Linked DNA regions of Homo sapiens: all the other regions are linked to region 3. The links are chromatin loops, found by intact Hi-C in ENCODE. Cell type or tissue: ascending aorta. All regions are shown on one strand.

What was found. Peaks named below come from ENCODE experiments on the same cell type or tissue, not always from the same donor. Only the 100,000 strongest peaks of a DNase experiment are listed, where the experiment ranks them.
Region 1: a loop joins it to region 3, with 3 times the contacts of the local background. A loop is called at or near these places in 3 of 110 quality-filtered maps.
Region 2: a loop joins it to region 3, with 8 times the contacts of the local background. A loop is called at or near these places in 10 of 110 quality-filtered maps.

The regions. Positions count from the first base shown.
Region 1 is chr22:45,328,604-45,336,603 of GRCh38, forward strand. It overlaps FAM118A (family with sequence similarity 118 member A), which reads left to right. Exons shown (of 9, transcript NM_017911.4): 5 at 2,000-2,128; 6 at 3,822-4,107; 7 at 6,747-6,779; 8 at 7,725-7,808. Among named protein-coding and RNA genes, the nearest start is that of FAM118A, 23 kb to the left of the region's middle. In ascending aorta, no CTCF peak of the experiment used is centred here; no DNase peak of the experiment used is centred here; H3K4me3 peaks cover 51 bases; H3K27ac peaks cover 1,936 bases.
Region 2 is chr22:45,312,852-45,320,851 of GRCh38, forward strand. The region is part of intron 1 of FAM118A (family with sequence similarity 118 member A); the gene reads left to right. Among named protein-coding and RNA genes, the nearest start is that of FAM118A, 6.9 kb to the left of the region's middle. RefSeq lists enhancers at 5,631-5,680, 5,731-5,800. In ascending aorta, a CTCF peak has its summit at 4,940; DNase peaks (open chromatin) are centred at 4,930, 5,500, 6,624 and 7,890; H3K4me3 peaks cover 2,511 bases; H3K27ac peaks cover 6,154 bases.
Region 3 is chr22:45,548,978-45,556,977 of GRCh38, forward strand. FBLN1 (fibulin 1) reads left to right here. Exons shown (of 17, transcript NM_006486.3): 14 at 1,515-1,638. Among named protein-coding and RNA genes, the nearest start is that of FBLN1, 50 kb to the left of the region's middle. RefSeq lists enhancers at 1-181, 4,870-4,979. In ascending aorta, CTCF peaks have their summits at 241 (motif pointing right), 447, 3,659 and 4,965 (motif pointing left); DNase peaks (open chromatin) are centred at 374, 534, 4,514, 4,954 and 5 weaker places; H3K4me3 peaks cover 927 bases; H3K27ac peaks cover 6,187 bases.

The DNA of each region.
Region 1 (8,000 bases), 220 kb before region 3:
CTGGGTGACAGAGTAAGACCCTTTCTCTTAAAAAAAAAAAAGTAATAATGGAAAGTGGCACACTGGCAACTTGGGAGGCTGAGGCAGGAGAATAGCTGGAACTGGGAGGGAGATGGTTGCAGTGAGCTGAGATCACTGTACTCCAGCCTGGGCAAGAGAGTGAGACCCTGTCTCAAAAAACAAAAGAAAAAAAAAAAGAAATACCTGAGACTGGGTAATATATAAAGAAAAGAGCTGTAATTGGCTCACGGTTCCACAGCTGTCTAGGAAGCATAGCAGCATCTGCTTCCGGGGAGGCCTCAGGAAGTTTCCAATAGTGGCAGAAGGCAGAGTGGGAGCAGGCATGCCACATGGCAACAGAGAGAGTGGCAGGGGGGTGGTGCCACATGCTTTTAAATGACCAGATTTCTCAAGAAGTCACTGTCACGAAGATGGCACGAAGCCATGAGGGATGATCCTGCCCCGTGATCCAAGCACCTCCCACCAGGCCCCACCTCCAGCACTGGGGATCACAGTTCAGCATGAGATTTTCGTGGGGACAAATGTCCAGACTATATCAGTTAGCATATATTTACAGTTATAAATAACACTACAGGGTCCTCATACTTTTATGTCCTGTTTTCAAGATGAATTCCTAGAAGAGTTTTATGGTCAAAAGGTATGAATGTTTTAAAGACTGATGATGTAAATTACCAAATTGTTTTCCAGAAGGAGCACCAGTTACACTCCCGGTAGTGGCTGAGTGTGGGAGTATCCATTTCCTGTATCTTGCCAACACATGGTGTTATTAAGAAACAAAATGAAATACACCTTGTCCATTTGATAGCTGAAATTTTCAACATTGATTTCTTGTGTTACTAAAGGTTGAGCGTAGTTTCATGTGACTCTTGATATTTCTTTTGTGACATACTTGTGACCTTTGTGTGTCTGCTTATGTTATTCATAACTAACACTGCTGCCTGTGTTGTCTGGGCTGCCTTGTGAGGTAAGGCCCTGGCCCCGCTCTGTGTACAAAGAGACTGAATTACGGGGCACGGGGCAGTGTACACGGGGGCAGGGCCGCCTGAGGGGAGCGGGCAGGGCCAAGGCACCCACTCCTGCCGGTAGTGCCATGGAGTAGACATCTGCTCTCTGCGTCTGAGCCACATGGTCCCCACTGCTGGGGCTTGCTGTTGGAAACAGACAGCCAGTTGCATAAACAGAACTGCCAGCTGGCTCACCGCCCAGTGATGGCAGCAGGGCTGTTGGTGTTTGTGTCCATTCCACCTGCTGCTGTGCGGGCTCCGGGGTGAAGATGACTTGACAGTGACCCGATGGGCATCTTTGTAAGGTCCCGTGTTCTGTATCTTGATAAGGTCCTGCGTTCTGTATCTTGAACTGAAAGGAATGCACTTAGCCATTTGATAAATACTTTTCTCCACATACATATGTATATTTTTTTCTGGGTGTGTAGAAGTAATACAGAAATAGCAGTAATTAAAATATAACATATAACTTAGAAGTGAAAGTCCCCATAGCCCACCTAAAGTAATCACTCTTAACAGTTTGCTGTAACCTCAAGTGTTAAAGACATTTTCTATGTAACTGTCTGTCTTTAAATAAGTCCTTTTTTTCCACCCTGAGACAGGGTCTCACTTTGTTGCCCAGGCTGGTCTCGAACTCCTGAGCTTCAAGTCTTGGCCTTGGCCTGAGTAGCTGGGATTATAGGTATGAGCCACCCAGAAGCTCTTTTGCTATCATGGGACCAGCATGACTGGCGCTAACAGCCGATCCTCTCTCAGGTTTTACAGGTGTGACTGTACCGTCGTAGGACGGGAATAACTAGGGCTCACAACCAAGTTTCTCTTAGGTTTTGAAGGTATAAGTGTAAAGTGAAGCATCTCTCGATGATTCTTTCCAAGATAGGTTTAAAAACTATGAATCCATTTTCAGTATTTTCTTCTCTCTGTTTGAAACAGTTTGAGGATGTGTTTCTTTTTCTTGGCTTGATGTTTGGTAGGTCCTTGAATGGGCAAGAGGGCACATGAAGTACGGCGTCCTCCACATTCACGGCCTCTACACGGACCCCTGCGGGGTGGTGCTGGACCCATCGGGGTATAAAGACGTCACTCAAGACGCAGAAGTCATGGTACGGCCCGTCCTAATTAGCATCGGTGCGTCCTCTCAGGGATTACTGGTGGCCACTGGCCATTGGCTGCAGTTGAGTGGCTTCCCAGGCTCCAGGCGTCCGTGCCCTTCAGGTCGGCCCTGCACACAGTTGCTGAGGGAGGGGCCACGTCTCTTGTCCTCGTCTGTGTCTCTGGGGTCCCGCATGGTGCCTCCATGTTGAGTAGATGCTTGGCGAACATTTGTTGGAGGAAGGAATTCATGATTCCTTTCAAAGCAGAGATCTGCCTGTACCCTCTCTAGGAGCCCTGGCCATTTGGTGGTTCTCACCTGCCCAGGTATATAGTGAAACTCCTCAGCATGACATATAGGCCCCGTGCAGTCTAGAATGTTGTCCTTGTTCTTCCAGGCTTCTTCTGGTCTGAAATTCTCTGCTCTCCTTCCTGTAGTTGTAAAGCTTCATTTTTGGCCTGGTATAGTGGCTCATGCCTGTAATCTCAGTGCTTTGGCAGGCCAAGGCAGGAGGATTGCTTGAGTCCAGGAGGGAGAGGCTATGGTGAACTGGGATCGCACCACTGCACTCCAGCCTGGGCAACAGAGCGATACCTCATTTCTAAAAAAATAAATAAATAAAAGTAAATAACACTTCATTCTCTGTGAGGTTTTATTTTTCTTCTTCTTAAATAGACAGGGTCTTGCTCTGTGGCCCAGGCTGAAGTGCAGTGGCATGATCAAAGCTCACTGCTTCCTTGAACTCCTGGGCCCAAGGATCCTCCTGCCTTAGTCTCCCGAGTAGCTGGGACTGCAGGTGTGTGCCCCTACTCCCGGCTGTGAGGTCTTCCTGATGCCCTAGAATGCAGTGTGGAAAAGCTGTGCTTCTGGTAAGCACTGAGAAACTCGGTGTCTGTGGATTTACCCTCAAGCACACAGCTAGGCGCCCTGTTCCTCAGTGCTCATCCCTGGGCCGGTGTCATTCCGTGACAGGTGTCAGCAGATGAGTGACTGGGCAGATGCTTTTCAGTTGCATCATTAATACTGCTTGGTGATAAGAAATACCTGGGCTGAGACTGAGCCTCTCTGAGATATTTGGTTAGCTGCATTGGCGATTCCCTCCTGCCTGCCTGAGTGACCCCATGCAATCTGCTTTCCCTGTGCCCACCCGACCCCGTCAGTCATGGTCACTGATCCCCTCCTCAGCTCTCTTGCCCTCATTCGCAAAACCACCCCTGCAAGAATTCCCACATATGGCCCACTGAGATCAACATTAATTTCAGGGTGTTTTATGTGCATAATTCTGAACTGAAAACATTTACTGTCCTCATTTTGTGTTTTAATAATTTAAAATCGTACCCAATTTGAGAAGATTTGAGTTGGGTGACTGCACTGGTGAGTGTGTGGGGTGGGCGATGGGCTGGCCTTGCTGTTAGGGGTGTGGGCACTGCCACCCGCCTCGGCCAAAGACCAGCTACCCTGGCTTAGCTGGGGACAGGCAGGCTCAGCCCAGCTTTGGTCTTTGCTGCCACAGGCTGCTGCTGGGGGGTGGCCTGAGTGCCATGTCGGGAAGGATACTGTCCTTCTAACTGTGCTCCTCAGCGTGGCCCTGGGAACGCCTGTCAGGGAGCAGTGATGTAAAAGCACACACATGTGACTTGGTTAGTTGTAAGCTCTTGCTGTCTTTCAAATGAGCACTCAATTTCTTCATTGGCCTTTTCTAGGAAGTCCTCCAGAACTTATACCGCACCAAGTCCTTTCTGTTTGTGGGCTGTGGGGAGACCCTTCGTGATCAGATATTCCAGGCCCTCTTTCTTTACTCCGTGCCGAATAAGGTGGATTTGGAGCACTACATGCTTGTGCTGAAGGAGAATGAAGACCATTTCTTTAAGCATCAGGCAGATATGCTTCTGCACGGAATCAAAGTTGTATCCTACGGGGACTGTTTTGACCACTTTCCAGGATATGTGCAAGACCTTGCCACTCAGATCTGCAAACAGCAAAGCCCAGGTATGGGATCTGGCTTCACTTTCCTTTTTCTTTCTTTTTTCTTTTTTTTTTTTGAGACGGAGTTTTGCTCTTGTTGCCCAGGCTGGAGTGCAATGGCACCATCTTGGCTCACCACAACCTCCGCCTCCTAGGTTCAAGGGATTCTGCCTCAGCCTTCCGAGTAGCTGGCATTACAGGCATGCGCCACCATGCCTGGCTAATTTTGTATTTTTAGTAGAGATAGGGTTTCACCATGTTGGTCAGGCTGGTCTCGAACTCCTGACCTCAGGTGACCCACCTGCCTTGGCCTCCTGAAGTGCTGGGATTACAGGCGAGAGCCACCGCGCCCGGCCTGTCTTCACTTTTCAAGTACAAAACTCACAGGGCTCTTCCAGTTGTTTCTCTCTGTCTTTTTTTGATGGAACCCACATACCCCTAAAATTCACCAGTCTTCGTTATTATTTTTTAAAACTGCCTCTGTAATTTAAAATTAGAAGATTGGAGTAATTGGTGTCCTAGTGACAGTCTGTAACTAGAACTTTAAAGTAACTTCAGGCTGGGCACCGTGGCTCACGCCTGTCATCCCAGTTTTTTGGGAGGCCAAGGCAGGAGGATTGCTTGAGCCCAGGAGTTTAAGACCAACCTGGGCAACATAGGGAGACCTGGTCTCTACAAAAATGTTTTTAAAAATTAGCTGGGTTTGGAGCGGGCGCGATAGCTCACGCCTGTAATCCCAGCACTTTGGGAGGCTGAGGTGGGTGGATCACGAGGTCAGGAGATCGAGACCATCCTGGCTAACACGGTGAAACCCCGTCTCTACTAAAAATACAAAAAATTAGCTGGGCATGGTGGCGGGCACCTGTAGTCCCAGCTACTCAGGAGGCTGAGGCAGGAGAATGGCATGAACCCGGGAGGCAGAGCTTGCAGTGAGCCAAGATCGCACCACTGCACTCCAGCCTGGGTGACAGAGCAAGACTCTGTTTCCAAAAAAAAAAAAAAAAAAGAGCTGGGTTTGGTGGTGGACATCTGTGATACCAGCTACTCTGGAGGCTCAGGTGGGGGGATTGCTTGAGCCCAGGAGTTAGAGACTGCAGTAAGCTGTGATCAGGCCACTTATTCCAGTCTGGACGTCGGAGGAAGACCCTGTCTCTAAAAATAAAAAATACAGTAACTTTGAAGTTTACAGCTGTGCACACATGTATAGCTGGACACATTTATTCCTGTTTCAGGTTTCCTTAACCAAGAAGGAAAACTACCAGGCTAGCTTTATCAGTTGTGATACTTAACACTTGAAAGACGCAGATATCTCATATCTGTGTCCTATTACTGCAGTTGAAAAGTTACAACTTCACAAGCACAAAATGATTTCATGAACACTTTACTTCTTTTTTCACGTAATGTATTTTCCCTGTTCTGAATGCAACACCTCTTTTAAGTAGTGCTCCTTGGCACTTTTGAGAAATTGCTCATCTATCAGGAATGACCAGGGTAAGTGAGAAATTCTTAAACTTGGTCATCTTGATATAAGGGAATTAATAGCTGCGAGTTTGGCATCATAAAACATTGATGATGGCAAGCTTGGAAAGGCCTGTGCTGGCTCGTTTAATTGTAACAGGAAACCCAGGCACACTCACCACACACTAGAACGAGGTTAGCCACAGAGGCAGGTATATGTGACCAGCTGTGAACTTGGAGACCAGAGAATGCACAGATAATCCAATCGCTAAAGTTTTTGTTGTTTTTTTAACCACTATCATTTCTTTTCAGAATTGCTAATAATTAGCAAAATGGACCAATGTAAGTTCCATTTCCATAAATAAAAGTATGATTAGGGCAACAGCTTCTTATTAAGGGCAGAAGAAAAGAGCTCCTGCTTGCCATGTGTCACCCTCTGCTCGGAGTTCCATATTCTCACCTGACTTGGTTTTTCATGGCAGCATGCAGTGCTAGTAAGTAGATGATTTCATAGACGAGATGAGCTGAGCTGGCACAGGCACATAACGTGCCCAGACATTTTGAAGCTGGGATTGGGATCCTGGCCTGACTGCAGAGCAAAATACACCATTTGGTGCATCCTGGCACCGGCCCACATGTGTGGCTCTGCAGAGAGGCAGCGGGCTTTTCTCATCTCTGCCCCCGTCCGCCGCTTCTCATTCCACCCCCACACTCCCTGGAAGAACAGGACCCAGAGTAACCCTGCATGTGCTCGGGCTCCTAGAGTGGGGCTGAGCAGCTTTCTGTCCCACTGAGCCTCCCTTTCCAGGTTGGGGCAGGCAAGTGGATTCGACAGGCTGCCAGAAGACTGCAAGGTCATTGGGAGTTTTAATCTGTGACTGTGTCATGAAGGACATTTGTACTCGAATTCATGGAGTGCCACTCCTGATGGGAGAGGAGGCCCATGACAGTGACAGTCATGCTAGTGATCGCGGACACCACACCATGCTGCCTTTGCCAGCTGGCTCCTTCAGCGAGTCCTCGCACCAAGCCTGGGAGGTAGAGGTGAGGGCAGCGAGCAGCGCAGGAGTCCGCAGCCCGCGCGGGCTGACCTGCCCAGAAGCCTGTTCCCAGTCCCTGCCGTTCCCAGTCACTGCCTCAGGGTGGCCGAGGAGGACGAGCTCTTGGTGTCTCGGCTCCACTGACTGCTTTTCTTTCTCCTTCAGATGCTGATCGCGTGGACAGCACCACATTATTGGGTAAAGCAGATCTTTCTTCTTGCCAGCCTGTTTTTTGCCTACACATTCCATTGTCTTCTGTCACTAACTGTAAAATCATAAACGTTTGTTTTTCACCTTAAATAATTAGCTTGTATTAAAACAGCCCCACTGAAGATGATAAATAGCCATGCCTTAGCATGGTCCCTGCCACACCAAGAGACTAAAAGCCATCCCTTTGACGAGGAAGCACAGCCGAATCACACGTGAGCCAGCTGGCACCTGAGAATAATTTCTTGCCCTAGAACCAAGAGTGACGGGACTTGGAACAGGTTCTATTTGTGTGATACCATGTGGTGCCAGATGCAGTGCCTTAGAATGACCCAGCTCTTCCGAAATGTTCGTTGCACGGGTCTGAGCTTGCACACAGAAGCTTCCTATTTAATACTTGTTTTGAAATGTGAACGCTCTTCTTGCTGGGCTCAATTCTGCCTGTTTATAAATTTAATGAGACTCGGTGGCCATGAGCGTCCTCCTGTGTGTGCGCTGGGCACCAGGTGCCTCCCCTTGCCGAATCATTTGGGTAAAAGGGACTCTGGTGAGTGGCGCGGAGGCCTCTGTGCGCAGCCCTGTTTTCCCTGGCTGTTTGGCCCAGCGCGTTCACAGATGGGAAAACGCGCATCGATGTGGGAGCTGCTCGCCTCACATCCATGTTAGTGGTGCAGGAAGTATGAAACCGCCGCAGTCGGCTCCCCGTTGCCACCTATTCCCATGCGAAAGGACATCTTCATTACACTTGCTTTCTCACTGAAATGCGACTCCTGGAAGCATGGCTCTCTTTGGAGAGAAGCCGTAGCGTGGTTGATGTCATCTCTAGTGGATGGCAGGGTCTGCTTGGCCAGTGCTTCAGTAAGGTCACATTATGAACTGTGCCTTGGCGAGTGGATTCTGAATAAACAAGCTTCTTAATAAATTCTTCTCTTTTAGGTAATGCATGCCAGGACTGTGCAAAGAGGAAGTTAGAAGAGAATGGAATTGAAGTTTCAAAAAAACGCACACAATCAGATACTGGTATTGTGTCTGTTCTTTTTGTGGGGAGCTGCCTCGGGTCTCTCTTGTTGGCAGGCATCTTCAGGGACCGTGCTGCGCTTTAATGCCCCGCGCCCTATGGTGGGAGGACGGTGCATACGTTCTGTCAGGGCCAGAGAGCACAGGAGGCTTACTTAGCAGAGACCCTGACCTCTCACCCCAACCCGATTCCAA
Region 2 (8,000 bases), 240 kb before region 3:
TATTTATCTCTCAGGAAGCTCTCAGAACCCAGCCCTTTTATGCCTTTTATGGAGACGACTTAAGCATGTAGGCATGCTTAATTAAACCATTGGCCTTTGGTGATCAACGTAATCTTTAGCCCTCTCTTCCCCAGGTTAGTGGGTGGGGCTGAAAGTTCCAAGGATCTAATCCTGCCTTGGTCTTTCTGGTGATAAGCCCCCTTCTGAAGCTGCCCAGGGCCTATCTGCGTCAATCAGCTCATTAGCATACAAAATGACAGCACTTTGGAGATTCCAGGGATTCTAGGAGTAGTAAGACGGGAAACAGGATGAAGACCAAGTAGAGATTTCAACAAAATGCAAAGCTGTTGGAGGGGAGACAAGTTCAGATGTGTCAGAAATTTCCCTCTGGTGACTATGTGGGACTAGAGGACTAGAGGGGCTGGAACTGGAAGCAGGTGCCTTTCAGTGTCAGACATGTCGTGAGGGTTTTTTTTTTTTTTTTTTTTGAGATGGAGTTTTGCTCTTGTTGCCAGGGCTGGAGTGCAATGGTGCGATCTCGGCTCACTGCAACCTCTGCCTCCCAGATTCAAGCGATTCTCCTGCCTCAGCCTCCCAAGTAGCTGGGATTACAGGCGCCTGCCACCTTGCCCAGCTACTTTTTGTATTTTTAGTAGAGACGGGGTTTCACTATGTTGGCCAGGCTGGTCTTAAACTCCCAACCTCAGGTGATCCATTCGCCTCGGCCTCCCAAAGTGCTGGGATTACAGGTGTGAGCCACCACTCCCAGCCAAGTTGTGAGGGCTTTAAGACTGTGGCAGACGGTATGGATTAAACAGATTTAGGAAGAAAAATCTACAGGACTTGTTTGTTGAAGTCTGGGCTTAGGTGAGGGAGAGACAGACTCAGGGATAACTGCACAATGGAACTTCCTGTGGTAACCAAAATGTAATGACTGTTGTCCAGTACACACTGGCCGCTTGTGGCCGCCGAACACTGAAAATATGACTAATGTGACGCAGCTGTTTAATTTTATTTAGCTTTAATTTTAATTAAATCTAGGAAGGATTCCCTATCACACATCTAGGGTGTAGTAGGAAGCACACTGTTCCAGGCTTTGTTCTTTTATTCCATTTAATGCTTCCAGCAACCTTAGGAGGTATAAGATATTCTTTCCTTTGTAGAAAAAGTAAATAGGCTCAGGAATGAGTCCTTGCCCAGGTAGTAAGGAGTTCAGCCAGTACTGATTTGTTGGCCAGGCTGTTGCTGCTGTATCCTACCTCCTTCCCCCAAGGAGCCTGCAGCATCTCCTTGTCAGGAAAATGCCGTCCTCTTGAGTTGGTAGCATTGTTCCTCCATGTGGCCCTCCTTATCTGTTCCCACCCCGCCCCCCAAGCTAACATGGACAGTTGAATGATAAGCACACTGTGCAGGGGCTGGTCTTTTTCCTGGAGCTGCTCTGCCTGCCGCCTCTTCTATCTGCCTAATGGCAACTCTTTCAACATTTCCGGGGAAGGAGAAACTGTAGAAAACTAAACTGTGCCTTATTTGTAATGATTTGGTGGTAAAGAGGTAGAAATGAGTGCCTTAAAGTGTTGGGGTCACAGTGGACCAGACAATGCCCAGGCCGGTGGGAAGGGTATGGGACATGAGCCAGGAGTTACTTTATAGCTTGTTCCCAGCCCCGTGGGGGAAGTTGACAAAGTCACTGTCTCTTAGTCTCAATTTTCACTTCTGAAAAATTAGGGCATTTGGTTTCATGTAACCTTTAAGATCCTGCCCGCTCTGAAATTCTGTCATTTTACATTTTGTTGGAGGTTTACCTTCTAGAACATGTCTTACGTATCCTCTTGAGGTGGGGTAAAGGCAGGTGGGTCCACAAGCCCCTGGCCTCTGTCTTGGCGTGTTTTAACATTGGCTTGTTAAGTAACACGTTTATTTGAGTTAATGTGTCACATCTGGTGGACAAACTGTATGTAAAATGCTGAATGCTTTAGTGGATGGCAGAGTTCCCAGTAAAATATCAGGTATATTTGTTTGCCATTTCAAGCTGCACTGATGTTAGGAAGAAAGGCGCAAGAATATATAATACACAACTTGGGGCTGGCCTGTTAGAAGGGTTCACTATCGGCCTTGGCCAGGCTGTGGGTCATAGGAGTCGCCACCTCATCGGGTTATTGAGGTTAACTGAGATAGTGCGTGTAAAACGCTTAGCATTTTCCCTTGAATCTCTATTAAAGGCTGAAAAAGTGGCAGTAATTAATGTTGCTCTTTGAATTAATTTGTGACCAAATTAAACTAAATTTGAATTAGATTCTTTTTCTAGTGGTGGGTTTTGCTGTTTTCCTGGTTTGGGTGTATACGTCCAAGCAGCTCTGTTTGGTGGGACTGGTTTCAGGAATCCAATTAACTTATTTCCATCATTACAAAATAAGGCATTTTTCCCATTATAATTAAGTTCAACAGAATAAAAAGTAATTGGTTAAGTGGAGTGCGTTCAAATTAAGGGTTCATATTTTCTGTAAATTGAAGAAAATAACTCATCCTGAAGATCCCTTATTATTAGTAATGGCTGAGATTAAGTTTTACCAGAACCATGATTACACTGAAATGTAGTTGTGGTGACTGCCTTGGAAGAGTGGTGCTAGCGTGAGGCGGTTGAGAGTAACAGACACTGTACACTTTATTAAGTGCCTTTCAGATACGCGTCTCCCTTGAATGTCTGCAGCAGCCCCGTCGGTGATGTGCATGTTGGGATCCCCATTTGGGAGATGGAGAAACAGGTTTAGAGAGGTCTACCTGGCTGGGGGAAACAGGTTTAGAGAGGTCTACCTGGCTGGGGGAAATAGGTTTAGAGAGGTCTACCTGGCTGGGGGAAACAGGTTTAGAGAGGTCTACCTGGCTGGGGGAAACAGGTTTAGAGAGGTCTACCTGGCTGGGGAAAGGGTGGTGTTTCCTTGTCTCCAGATCCTGTGTTTTCTGCACCTTAGTCCTAATGCTGCTTCAGGTGGGGGTGTTGTGGTTTCAAGGCTAAGCCTCTCCTTTGCAGTTCCAGAAGCTTAATTTTTTGCCCATTTGTGCCTTGTTTCCAGTTCAGGTGACCCTAGTCATGCTAATCAAACTCACCAGAAACCTATCAGCTGGATCGCAGATGGTTCATTTGTGGTTAGAAATATGACTGTCACATGTGCTTGAAGACTGTTGCTCAGTGATTTGATTTGATTTTTGAGATGGAGTCTTGCTCTGTCACTCAGTGTGGAGTGCAGTGGCACGATCTCGGCTCACTGCAACCTCTGCCTCCCGGGTTCAAGCGATTCTCCTGTCTTAGCCTCCAGAGTAGCTGGGATTACAGGTGCGCACCACCATACCTGGCTTATTTTTGTATTTTTATTAGAGACACGGTTTCACCATGTTGGCCAGGCTGGTCTCGACCTCCTTACTTTAGGTGATCCGGCCGCCTCGGCCTCCCAAAGTGCTGGGATTACAGGTGTGAGCCTCCACATCCAGCCTTGCTCAGTGATTTCTGCCGCCACACTCTTCTCCTCTCCCAAGCCTACGTGGGAACCTGATGGCTGTGAAAAAGGAAGTTTGTGGGAATCACATCTAGAATGAAGGGAGAGGAGGATATTAATGAGCAGGGTCTGGCCGTTGAGCTTCCATAGCATGCAGTCATCTGTCTTGCTGAGGGTCATGCTGGGAAGGGCTTGCTTGAAGGCTCCCGGTCTTCCAGAGCTGCCTTGGTGTAGTCAGAATGCAGTGGATAGATTCTGGCCTCCTTTAAGGACATTCCAGTCCTCAAGATCCACCCTGGCTACACTGATTAAATTTAGTATTTCCCAGCCTCTTGTCTCCTGTCAGTAGCACATTTATAAATGCTTTCTTAGTGTGAGGCGCTTTTGTCACAGTGGCAGTGGTAATATTGGTACTAATAGCCTACTGTGTTGCCGGGCTTTGCTCTAAGGGCTCAACATAAATCAACTCCTTTGTAGTCACAGTGACCTTGTCTGACTTTGCAAATTCTGGGGTCATTTTATGATCACTGTGGATTGACTACAGGTGAGTTAAAGGTGAGCATTCGGAAACTTTGCCGAGTAAATGTGACACCACTCACTCCTGTGTGAGATGGATGTAGTTTGAGCTTATGTTTACTCTGAGTCCCTCTTGCTTCATTGTAATCAGATGCTGCTTGGACACCCTTATCTCCTTGCTTTTTGAAACTGCTCAAAGCCCATGTGATCATCTATTTATAGAAAGAAATTAAGAAAGTTGGGCACAGTGGCTCACACCTGTAATCCCAGCACTTTGGGAAGCTGAGGCAAGTGGATTGCTTGAGGTCAGGAGTTCGAGACCAGCCTCTGACCAACATGGTGAAACCTGTCTCTACTGAAAAACCACAAACTTATCCAGGTTTAGTGGCGTGTGCCTGTAATCCCAGCTACTTGGAAGGCTGAGGCAGGAGAATTGCTTGAACCCGGGAGGCGGAGGTTGCACCAAGCCGAGATTGCGCCATTGCACTCTAGCCTAGGCAACAAGAGTGAAACTCACTCTCAAAACACACAGAAAAGGTTTTCTTAAAGGATACTTTTGAGGATCCCAGAATCTGGACACTTCCAGTTGATGGTTTGTGCTTGTTAAGTGAACATATAGCTTGTAATGGAAAGCGAGTAATTTAAGGTTTTTTTGTTACACCACTTTTAATCATTACAGTTCTTGACACACATTCCCCTCTCCCCACAGAGCCTCGTGATGTTCGTTCATTCGTCCATCTGCTCTGTTTTCCTTGGCACTCTGGGCTTCTCCCTGTCCCGCCAGGGTTTAAACAGCCACAGCCTATTTGCTAGCTCAGCGCCAGGCCCAGGTCCCGGCCCAGCAGGTTCTTATGCCAGGCTCGCTGGGGCCACTCATGCAGTTGTGGCCCAAGGCAGCCTTGCTCTTGTGTGGGTGGATGGTACCTCGGCTGCCCACCAAGTGGCAGGCCAGAGCTCTGCAGGGCAGAATTCCACCGGGACAGGCTCTGTCGTAAAGGGTGTGTCGGACTTGTACTTGCTTCCCGTTATCCCATTTGCCGATATCTCAGTGGCCAAAAAGTCACATGGCTAAGCCTGGAGTCTGTGAGGGGCTGTAGAAGGGTGTGGCTGCCAGCAGGCATGAGGGGCGGGGCCATTAACATCCTACCACGGTAGGGTTGTGAGGTACTTTGTTTTACTACCTGTAAATAACAAGTTCGATTTTGGTAGCTTGTATTTTGCATTGAACTCCGTTTGATGAACGTTTACGTAGTGCTGGATGCCAGGGTTTGAAGAATAAGACAGTCTCTAGCTACTCTATGCTAGTTTATAAAATGCTAGTGATCTTAAGTTCTAAGCAGACAGCATCCTGGTAAGAGTTTGGCTTTGGATTAAAAAAGACAGGAACTGCTTATAAGAATCTCTGCTGGGGCCAGATTTTGCTTTCAGAAATGCTGATAGGTCCTTGAAAAAAAAGAAGGGTTGCTATGATGACTTGGCTCTGGGCCCACACACCGTGGTGACGACATAGTCACTAAGGAAACCGAGAGATGCAGCGTCTGAAAGGCCTCCGAAGGGTTTTGTTACTGTTTTCTGGGATCTGATTGGCTTAGACGGTGTTTGGATGGGAGCAGAACGCTGGAGCTTGCTGTCCTGCTGAAACTTCTAGGACCTGGTGCCGAGTGCTTTTGAGATCACCTTACTTGGATTTTGGTTTAAAAACAAGGGGGAGATTTAGGGTAATTTCTAGATTATTGTGAGATTTGACTCTGATGTTTAGGCTGCTGTAAAACAGGAAATGAGGTAATGTCTTTAAACATGTAGTGTGATAATGAACTGTAAATGTCTAAATATGGGCAACTGTGCAGTTCAAGTTGCAGAGTTGCTGTGTTGAGTTTTTATATAATTGGGTACTTTCCGTGTTGGCTCCTTTGATCCTTAAAAGTATGCATCAGTATTAAAGTCTAGAGGCCCATCTGCCTATTGAGGTTGGACTCCGTGTGGTTGTGTTTGAAATACTGTCTGAGGAGCCAGCACCAGACCTGCAGTTCAGGCTGAGAAAGAGGTTTTGAGCACTTAAGCGAGCCACAGACCACCCAGGAGTGCGAGCTGTGGCCTGTTACGTAAGTGTTAGGAATAGTGTGATACCTCGTTCTTTTGAGAAACTTTGAAATCACTTAATTTCGGAGTTAAATATAGCCTGCAAAAGTTTAATTTGTTCATACTGTTTTTGAAGATGTGTAAATGCAGTATTTAGGATTTGAATTTGTAACCATAATCACTTATATGTGGAGAATCGAAAGCAATTGAACAGTGGTTGAAAGAACTAGAGGTAGATTTTGAAAGTTCTTTACTGTGGTAACAGTTTTAGGCATGTGGTTTTTTTACGTCACTGGTTGACCAGTGCGTGTTTAAAAAATAGTCTAAAATGTCGTGTACAGACGGCTGAACTAAACAAGCCCTTCTCATAGACAGGGAGGAGTAACTATTTGGAAGTGATGTGGATTATTTTGGGGGGCGGGAGTAGGGGGCACTTGAATTAGCCAGCTGATGAGCCCTCTTATCGTCCCCTTCCAAATAGGATTGAACAGGAGTGGCTCCCAAGTCCTGCCCCACAGCAGGAGGCCGGGAGTGTGCAGGCCGCCTCATCCACAGGCCAGAGCCTGAGCTGTTGGACTCAGCAGTTCCAGCTGCCAGAGCACTTTCATACAGAGGCCTGAGCTTTCAAAACTCGGCCCATTGGCAAGAATCCATGTTTTATGGTTAATAAAACTGAGGATTGGTGAACAGTTAAATCAGTCATTGAAATCTCAGGGGTGGGGTCCAGAGTTGCTTATATTATTAATAGATGGTGGAGGGATTATATTATACAGCGGAGAAACTCAACTTCTGTTACTTTCCTTAGAAAGTATCTAGTAGATTAAAAAAACAAAAGATTAGTTTGATGACTGATGTTAACTCCTCAATGGGAAGAAGGATGTGTTAGGGCCAAGCCCCAGCCCGGACTCTGCCAGTCTTTCCCTGGGGCAGGTTACAGGCATCTGTGAGCCTCGTTTTCTTTGCCTGTGGACTGTGATTTCTTAGCATTTGGGGTAAGGTCGCAGACATGTTTGGGAGTTGATGGAAGCTGTGAACTCTCCCTAGGAAAATATATGCATGGACTTAGGTAGTTGTTTACATTTTCAAAGGATAACGGGGATCCCATTTAGCTCTGCGATCTAATGATGCTTATGGACTGATTAAGCCTTGTTTCCTTACCCTGGAAAATTACTTTTGATGACCTGATTCTAGTGGCTGGGTGTGTGTGTGTGAGTGAAGATTACACATGTGAAAAAGTGATTTTTCAGCCAGTTGCTGTGGCTCATGCCTGTAATCCCAGCACTTTGGGAGGCCGATGCAGGCGGATCACAAGGTCAAAGATCGAGACCATCCTGGCTAACATGGTGAAATCCCGTCTCTATGAAAAATACAAAAATTAGCCGGATGTGGTGGCGCAGGCCTGTGCCACTGCACTCCAGCCTGGTGACAAAGCGAGACTCCATCAAAAAAAAACAAACAAACACGTAATTTTTCTTTTTCTTTTCTTCCTTCTTCTTCTTCTTTTTTTTTTTCTTTTTAAGACAGGGTCTCACTCTGCGACCCAGGCTGGAGTGCAGTGGCACAGTCGTGGTTCACTGCAGCCTCAACCTCCTGGGCTCAGGTGATTTTACCATTCAGCCTTCCAAGTAGCTGGGACTACAGATGAGCACCACCACATTGGCTAATTTTTGTATTTTTTGTAGAGATGGGGTTTCCCCATGATGTTGCCCAGGCTGGTCTTGAAATTCTGGGCTCAAGGGATCCTCCCACCTCAGCCTCCCAAAGTGCTGGGATTACAGATGTGAGCCAGCGTACTCTGCCAAAGTCATTTTCAGTCAGTGCTGGTTTGGATGTGGCAAAGCGAGCACTGACGTGTTCTGCTGACCACTTTTCTGGAAAGCGGTTTGGTGGTGTGTGCTAAGATATTTTACAGTG
Region 3 (8,000 bases):
GTGGCGGCTGCATCCGGCAGGAACACTTCAGCCCTCCTCCCCTCCCCTCAGCAGCCCCGTAAAGGCTGGAACAGAGGCCTTTAGGAAGATGCCCGCCAGGGAGGAAGCAGTCCAGGCCAGGGGATGGCGTGGCCTGGTGTGGGATGGCCCAGGGATACTCATGGCTATGGGTCAGCTCCAGCATCGGCTAAGTAATGGTGGCCAATGGCATTGGTTCTGCATTCAGCCCCCTTTTCTACGAATGCTCTAGGGGGCAGTGTGTGTCCCCCAGAGCCATCTGATAACCATCCATTCAATCACTGACAGCGGGTGCTGAGTAGATGTTTGTGAGCGCGTGATCCTCAGTGTACACACTGCGCCCAGAAGCTGAGTCATGGAGGTGGGGCTGTCCAGCCAGTTCCTCGGGAGCCCCACACAGGACTGTGGATCCTGGGGCTCTGGAAGCCCCCTGGGTCCCACAGATGTAGCTTCTGGTCATGAGGAAGGTGACTTTGATGAAAGGCAGGCAGGAGCTGCGGTGTTTCCTGGGAGGCCCCCTCCGCTTGCCCTGGGCTCTGGATGGAAGGCTGGTTGTGTCTGCATTTCTGACGGAGCAAATGACTTTTCTCCTGGCCAGGCTCCCTCACCACAGCCTGGGGTCCCGCCCAGACTCAGCATAAACACATTCCTGAGCCGGGCCTTTGAGGCTGGGGAGTGTTGTTTTTGCCACCGATGCTCAGGCATTTGGCACCTCTTAATGGATGTCTCCCAGGGTTGGTGACAGCCCCTGAGCCCCACTGTTTGGCTGCTCCAGAGTCTATGGGAGTTGGGCTGCTCCCCCATCTCCAGGGGCCTCTCAGTGTGGTGCCCCAGGCCCCATCCCAGGAGTCCCAGACCTGGTGGTTCCAGTCCACCCTGAACAGCCACCAACCCCAACACACAGGCAAGACGTATGATCCCTCGAAGGCTGTTTTTCTCATTGTTGTGTGGAGCTAGCAGCTCCTGCCCTTTTCTCCTAAGAGGTTGAGTCACACCTAGGGTAAGGGTGCTGAGCCTCGGGAGCCACAGAGAGGCTCTGGTTAGTTAGTGTATGGACTCTGATGCCAGCCTGCCCGGGTTCAAAGCTCAGCTCTGACATTTATAAAATGTGTGACCTCAGGCAGGTCTCTTAAGCTCTGTGAGCTCCTCATAAAATGAGGATCATAACAGTATCTGCCTCATTGAGTTCTTAGGAGGATTCAGTGACTTATCCTTGCGAGGTACTCCCAGGACCCATCATGTAGTGTTTACTTTTACCATCGTCACGCTCCCTCCAGGGATTGCGAATGATAAGTTAACACTCTATAAATGTAAATACCCTATAAATGTAAGAACTGGCACAGGACGCTGCTCTGAAGATCAGCCAGTGGAGGGCAGGGATGGCCTGATCGCCACCCCTAACCCTAGTTGATGGGAGGCCTGGGCTCCTCCGTCTCCAGATGGGTATGGCTCCTGCAGCCTCTGCCTTCACTGTGCTGCTGTGGGGTCTCTTGCAGACATTGATGAGTGTGTGACTGGCATCCACAACTGCTCCATCAACGAGACCTGCTTCAACATCCAGGGCGGCTTCCGCTGCCTGGCCTTCGAGTGCCCTGAGAACTACCGCCGCTCCGCAGCCACGTAAGTCCCTTGGACCATGCCATCGTCGTCTGTCTGTGTTGGCCTTCCTGGTGACCCAGTTCCCGGGTGGGTGGGTTATCAGGCTGTGACCTCGGTGTCCTCCCATGAGGGACTCAGGGCACTCAAAGATCACCTGATCCCTGGCCCTCAAGCCCCTAAATGCTAGTGACACTGGTCTCGGAAAGTCAAGGGGGTAACTGCAAATGAGTCTGGGGTCTATAGTCATGTTTTCAGGCCAAGGCTGTGCACAGAACCAGGAGAAACCACAGCCCTCTTTTTTCCTAGGGTGGAAGCCTTGGGCAAGCTCTCTGGGCCTCAGTTTCCTCATCTGTAACATGCAGATGTCAGAACGTGCTCTGACTGAGATGCATAGGTAGCAATGTCTCCATGTCAGCCCAAAGCCAGGGAGCCGATGTGACCTGTTGGACGTTGTTGTTAGGTGCCCACCTGAAAGCCAGAATTCGTCCAGCCTGGTGACCGTGTGGGAACGGCATCAAAGATTCCAGATCCTAAACGTGGGGCTGCGTGCCCCTATGTCTTTGTAAGCTCACTCACTCCTAGGCCATCACGGCGCCCACTTGAGACCACGGTTCCCACTTCCTATCCCCCTTGCCCCTAATTGTATTCAGAAAGTCTCATTTAGTGCCACAGTCAGTTGCTTCAGGAAAAGCTCCATGCTGGGACCGATCTCAGGACTGTGGACTTGTGACCTCTCCCAGCACTCTGAGTGCACGATGCAGGCAGCCAGCTGTTTCCGAGGCCTTGGCCCCTTGACCTTCAGCCTGCCTTGGGCTCTTGGCCAGCTGCCCCCGCGACCTGAGGGTCAGTGGTAGTGTCCACCTCTTGACCCTAGGGGCAGCTGCCCTGGCTTGTGGCATAGCAAGGCTTCTGGGTACCCGAGCAGCCCCGTTGTCCCTGGCAGCCCTCCATATTCTTCCTGGCTTTGCGATTCTCATTGGCTGGCCCAGCCATTTCCCTGTTTCCCAGCACGGATTTCTGTCTGCTTGAAAACCCAACATCTTGTTTCCTTCCTGAGCTTGGGTTAGGAAAAAGCTGCCCCAAAACTGGGTTTGCAAGTCTGTAGCATCCCGAAGAGCTCATGGTTATGCAACAGCCTGCCCCAGGCAGTGACACTGCTTCTCTGAGCCATTAAGAAAGTTCGATGGCCTTGGCTGCAGGCTGTGCAGCCGTCTGTCATTGTAAGTTCACTCTCTCCCCAGCCTTTGTCAGCGCCTGGGCTTGAGGATTCCAGGAGGCTGGCTGTGGTTGTGACCTCGATTTCTAACTTGCGCACAGTCGTGAAACCACCTTTCGAAGAGGGGGAGGCTGCCCTGCACAGGGGCCCTGGCGCCTCCTAAGCCTGAGGGTGGGCGGGTTGGCCATGTGTGCTGAGGTCATGGCTGAAATCAGGGGAACCCAGCTCCACCCCTCATGTTGGCTGTGGAAGCCTCTGCCACCCCTCAGTGCTGGAGAAAGTCGTTTCTTCCTGGACCTACTGCGTGCAGGCACCTGGGTAGACAGCCCACAGAGGGCTTTGTCCCCGCACAGGCTCCGCCTTCGGCGTGTGTGCTAGGAGGGAGGAGGGGACCCCACCTGGCTGGGCGTGAGGGTGGGCAGGGGGCTGTCTGGAGTGGGCCATGCCTGCATGGAGGTGGAAGGGGGAGCGAATTAGGCAGAAGCGGCGGGAGTATGGACACATGTGCGGTGAAATGGGGAGTTCAGCCTGAAACCTGGGCCCTGTGTGCTGTGCAGTAAGGGATTGAGCTGCTGGGCGCCTGGCTTGTTCCAGCCCTTGGACTCCCGGGACTGATAGTGAGGAGGGGCCACCCCCTCTCAGCACTGCTAACCCCTCAGACTGGAGTTTTGTATTTTACAGCCCCTTTTCCTGCTCATCAAAAATCGAAGCTGCTTAACACGTTTTTTCATCTAAGCTTCAGAAAGCAATTTTTAAAATCTAAAAGAGCCATATTTAGGAGGGACCCATGGCCGGCGCTTCTGTGGTTAACAACTCAGCAAGAGCGCCTCCTTCGGGAGCCTTGACAGACAGGACTGCAGAGTCCGCTGCTGTGCCTTTCTCTCTCTCTCCACTCAGACGGCTTCCATCTGGGGAACATCCCGGCGGCCGAGGGCTGGTAACTGGAGCATGACCCAGGAAGCTGGGCCGCAAACCACAGGGCTCGGCCTTGTGGACAGGACCAGGCTGTTACAGTCCTGCCCACACAATTCCCTTCTGCCCGCAGGAGGAAGTGTGCAAAGCTGTCCCACAGCCTTCATGGGGCCGGACACATCCTCTTTATCCCCTCAGTGGGGCCGGCGCCTGATGACCTGTGGTCTAGAAAGCTGGAGCAAAGCCGGGTGGCCTTGGTTGCCGCTTCCCGGGGATGGGACACGAGTGAACAGCTGTGGGCCTGAGGGTGTAACACGGTGGACGGTGGCAGAGATAGAGCCGTCGATGGCCCCCCTGCCTTGGCCAGTTCCTGGGGCTTGTCTCCCGGACGACGAGCGTGTGAAAGTCAGGAAAATGCCGGCAGGGATATCCACAAGCACCTGGGGTGGCCAGAACTGCCGTGCCTCCCAGGAGAAGGAGGGGGCCTAGAGGGCCTTTTTTCTCTGGTGTGTGGTGGCTTAGGATCATTTCCATAGAGCTTGAGGTGTTAGGGTCAAATGTGTTGAACTGGCAAGTTGGAGCACATTGTCCTCTAACGCATGACATGGCCCAGGATGGGTGGCCTGCTGAGGGGACATGTCTGGAAACCAGGGCCTGCGTGGCAGGGGGGGACGGGGCGGGCTCGCCTATGCCCTGCTCTGTAATACATTCAGTGATGACAACCCGTCCCTGACCTAGACACACTGGCTAAAAGGGATTTTTGGGCCGTTCCCAGTCTGACAGGCAGTTTGCCAGACAGTTATGTTTCTGGTGTTTTAAAAAGTTTGAGTAGAGCGAAGTACGATCATTGAAGCCAGGACTTACCAGGAAAATCAAGGACATGTTTATTTTTGTGCATTAGTCATTTGCAAAGCACATAGCGGGTGCCCCAGGCCCTGCTCTTTGTCCAGAAGGAGCCAGCCCAGAAACTCCTAGTGTAGAGAAGGTTTTGGGGTGCTCTGAGGAATGACTGTGTGGGGTCGGAGGGGGAGCCTCCAGGGGAGGAGTGACCAGTCGCTGTGTGTGATGACGGCGGGAGCTGCACCAGAACACCACGCACACCTCCCATTGCTTTCCTCCGCTTCCCTCTGGCAAAACAAATTCCATCCCTGGTTAGTACCCGCCATGCTGAGAGAAGCGGGAAGCCGAAATCCCACCAGGGCGACTCTAGCGCCACCTGCTGACCAGCCCCATCCAGGCTGGTCCTGAAGTTGCTGGTGTGTGTGCGTGTGCGCGTGCTTGTGTGTGTGCATACATTGTGTGTGTAAAAGCTTTGAAGTAAGACAGGCCGACTTTGAAAGCCAAGCTTGCCCCTTACGACACACCACGGAGCTATCAGCAAGTTCTGCATCCTCAATGGGCGTCTGTCTTCCAGCCAGTAGAGCGGGAGGACGATGGGAGACAGTGGAGGGAGCGAGTGGAAGGAAAGTCTGCTGCTTGCAGCCTGCTCCCTGCACCCGGAAGCGCAGTTCACCTGCACCCGGAAGCACAGCTCATGGGTCCCATGCTCCTCCCCCAGTTCACGGACGCTTTGGTCATAGCTCCTCAGAGGCCCCCCTGGGGGAGAGCTCTCAGATCGCCTGGAGCACTCCCGTTTGGCCTGGACCTGGGCATCTCTGGGGCAGGCCACCGCCAGCAGCACCCGTGCCCACCTTCTTTCCTGCCTCTGTTTTGGGCCCCTCCCAGGCAGGACTCCCCCGTTCAGTGCCCCTGACTCCCAGGCCAGTCCTTTCTAAGAGCTTGGAATGATCACTAGCCAAGTAAATGCAAGGCCTCCTGTCAGTCCTGACAAACCTGGAAAGAGGAGGTAAAAGGAGACCCCAGTCTCGATAAATGCCTCAAGCAAGTCCAAGTAACCCAGCACGAGACATGGAAACTTAAAAAGCCAAAAGGGAGATGTGATAGAAGGCCAGGACGAGAGGATGCTCCTGACCTCAGAATCCAGACACAGCCCAGATGGCAGGGCTTCCTGGAGCACCTGGGCCAGGTCCTCTGGGGCTCCGCACCTGGGCCCTGCTTCCTCAGGCAGCCACCTTCAGAGTATGATGGGCCAGGAGTTCAGTACACAGGAGACGACCCCTGTCCCATCTTGTGACAAGAAATTAGAACTTGTTACTATCCTGTAGCGGAAGATAATACCGATCTCCATCCTGTCACAGGAGGTTAGAATCTGTAACAGGAAGTTGGAATCTGTGCTCATCCTATACAGGAAGTTAGGACCCGTCCCCGTCTCCACCACAGGAAGTTAGGACCCGTCCCCGTCTCCACCGCAGGAGGTTAGGACCCGTCCCCGTCTCCACCGCAGGAGGTTAGGACCCGTCCCCGTCTCCACCGCAGGAGGTTGGGACCCGTCCCCGTCTCCACCCCAGGAGGTTGGGACCCGTCCGTGTCTCCACCGCAGGAGGTTGGGACCCGTCTCTGTCTCCACCACAAGAAGTTTGGACCTGTATTAGGGTTCTCTAGAGGGACAGAACTAATGGAATATACATATATATATATATATAAAATGGAATATATATATATATATATAAAATGGAATATATATATGGAATATATATATAAAGTGGAGTTTATTAAGGATTAACTCACATGATCACAAGGCCCCACAATAGGCCATCTCCAGGCTGAGGAACAAGGAGAGCAGTCTGAGTCCCAAAAATGAAGAAAAAATGAGTCCAATGTTTGAGGGCAGGAAGCATCCAGCACGGGAGAAAGATGTAGGCTGGGAGGCTAGGCCAGTCTCTCTTTTCACGTTTTTCTGCCTGCTTATGCTGTAGCCGTGCTGGCAGCTGATTAGTTGGTGCCCACCCAGATTAAGGATGGATCTGCCTTTCCCAGCCCACTGACTCAAATGTGAATCTTTTTTGGCAACACCCTCACAGACACACCCAGGATCAATACTTTGTATCCTTCAATCCAATCAAGTTGACACTCAGTATTAACCATCACAAGTCCACCCCTTGTCAACTTGAACCCATGCACATCTCCTGAGATCATACATAATCTTCAAATAAAGACAATAATAAGATCATAATTACACCTAACATAACTATACTTCATACGACCAGAAACTCACCAATCCCCAACCCAAATACTATTATATAAAGTTAACGATACTTAAATGCTGATGTGAATTCAATAAATCTTATGTCACTTGATAAAAGAGAAAGGAAATAAAATGAAGTCATTTTTGTTAGTACAAGTGTATACATGCACAAACATTTTTGATTGTTTTTTGTTTGTGTGTTTTTTAAGACAGAGTCTCCCTCTGTTGCCGAGGCTGAAGTGTGGTGGTGTGATTTTGTCTCACCGCAACCTCCACGTCCCGAGTTCAAGTGATTATCCTGCCTCAGCCTCCTGAGTAGCTGAGATTACAGGTGTGCACCACCATACCCAGCTAATTTTTCTATTTTAAGTAGAGATGGGGTTTCACCATGTGGGTCAGGCTGGTCTTGAGCTCCTGACCTCAAGTGATCCTCCCGCCTCGGCCTCCCAAAATGCTGGGATTACAGTCGTGAGCCACAGCACCTGGCCATGTTTTTAAAAGAAGGAGGAAATACTCACGACAATTACAGTCCTCGTTTCTGCAACTGGTCACATGGCTCGTAGCTGGTATTGATGACTGCCTTCTTCTACTACCCATTCTGTATTCCCTTTGCCTTCAGCAAGCACCTTGGCAGATCTTGTTTTTTTTTTTTCCTGGTGGAGTGACCCAAACCTTCATTCCTGAAGGGTCTGGGTCATTTGTAGTCCTGCCTGGATTGGGCTGTTGTAGTTTCCCATTGACCTTAATCACAGGGCATGGTAATACTGAGAGATGCCCTAATGGATCTCCTGTATTCCATGCATACTCTAACTTATCTTCATTTTGGAGTAGTAGACTGATTTCATCTTGATAGTCTGGGTCAGCCACCCCAGCCAACACTGTAACTCCCTTCTTAGCCTGTTGACTTAAAGGTAGGAGGAGCTTCAAGTGTCCAGGTGGCAATCTTAATTTCCAGTTTAATGGAATCCTTGTTCTGTCTCCTGGTGGCGGCGTTCCTCCCTCTGGAACTAAGACCTCTAGGCCAGCAGAACGTAATGTTGCAGGAACAGGAAGCAAAAATTTTGCTAGTGGATCACTAGGGGTGATGGTGAGTGGTGCCACTTCCATTTCCACCCTTGGATGCCTGGACCCGTGAATCCTGGCTATGGGAGAAACAGTGCCATAATATTG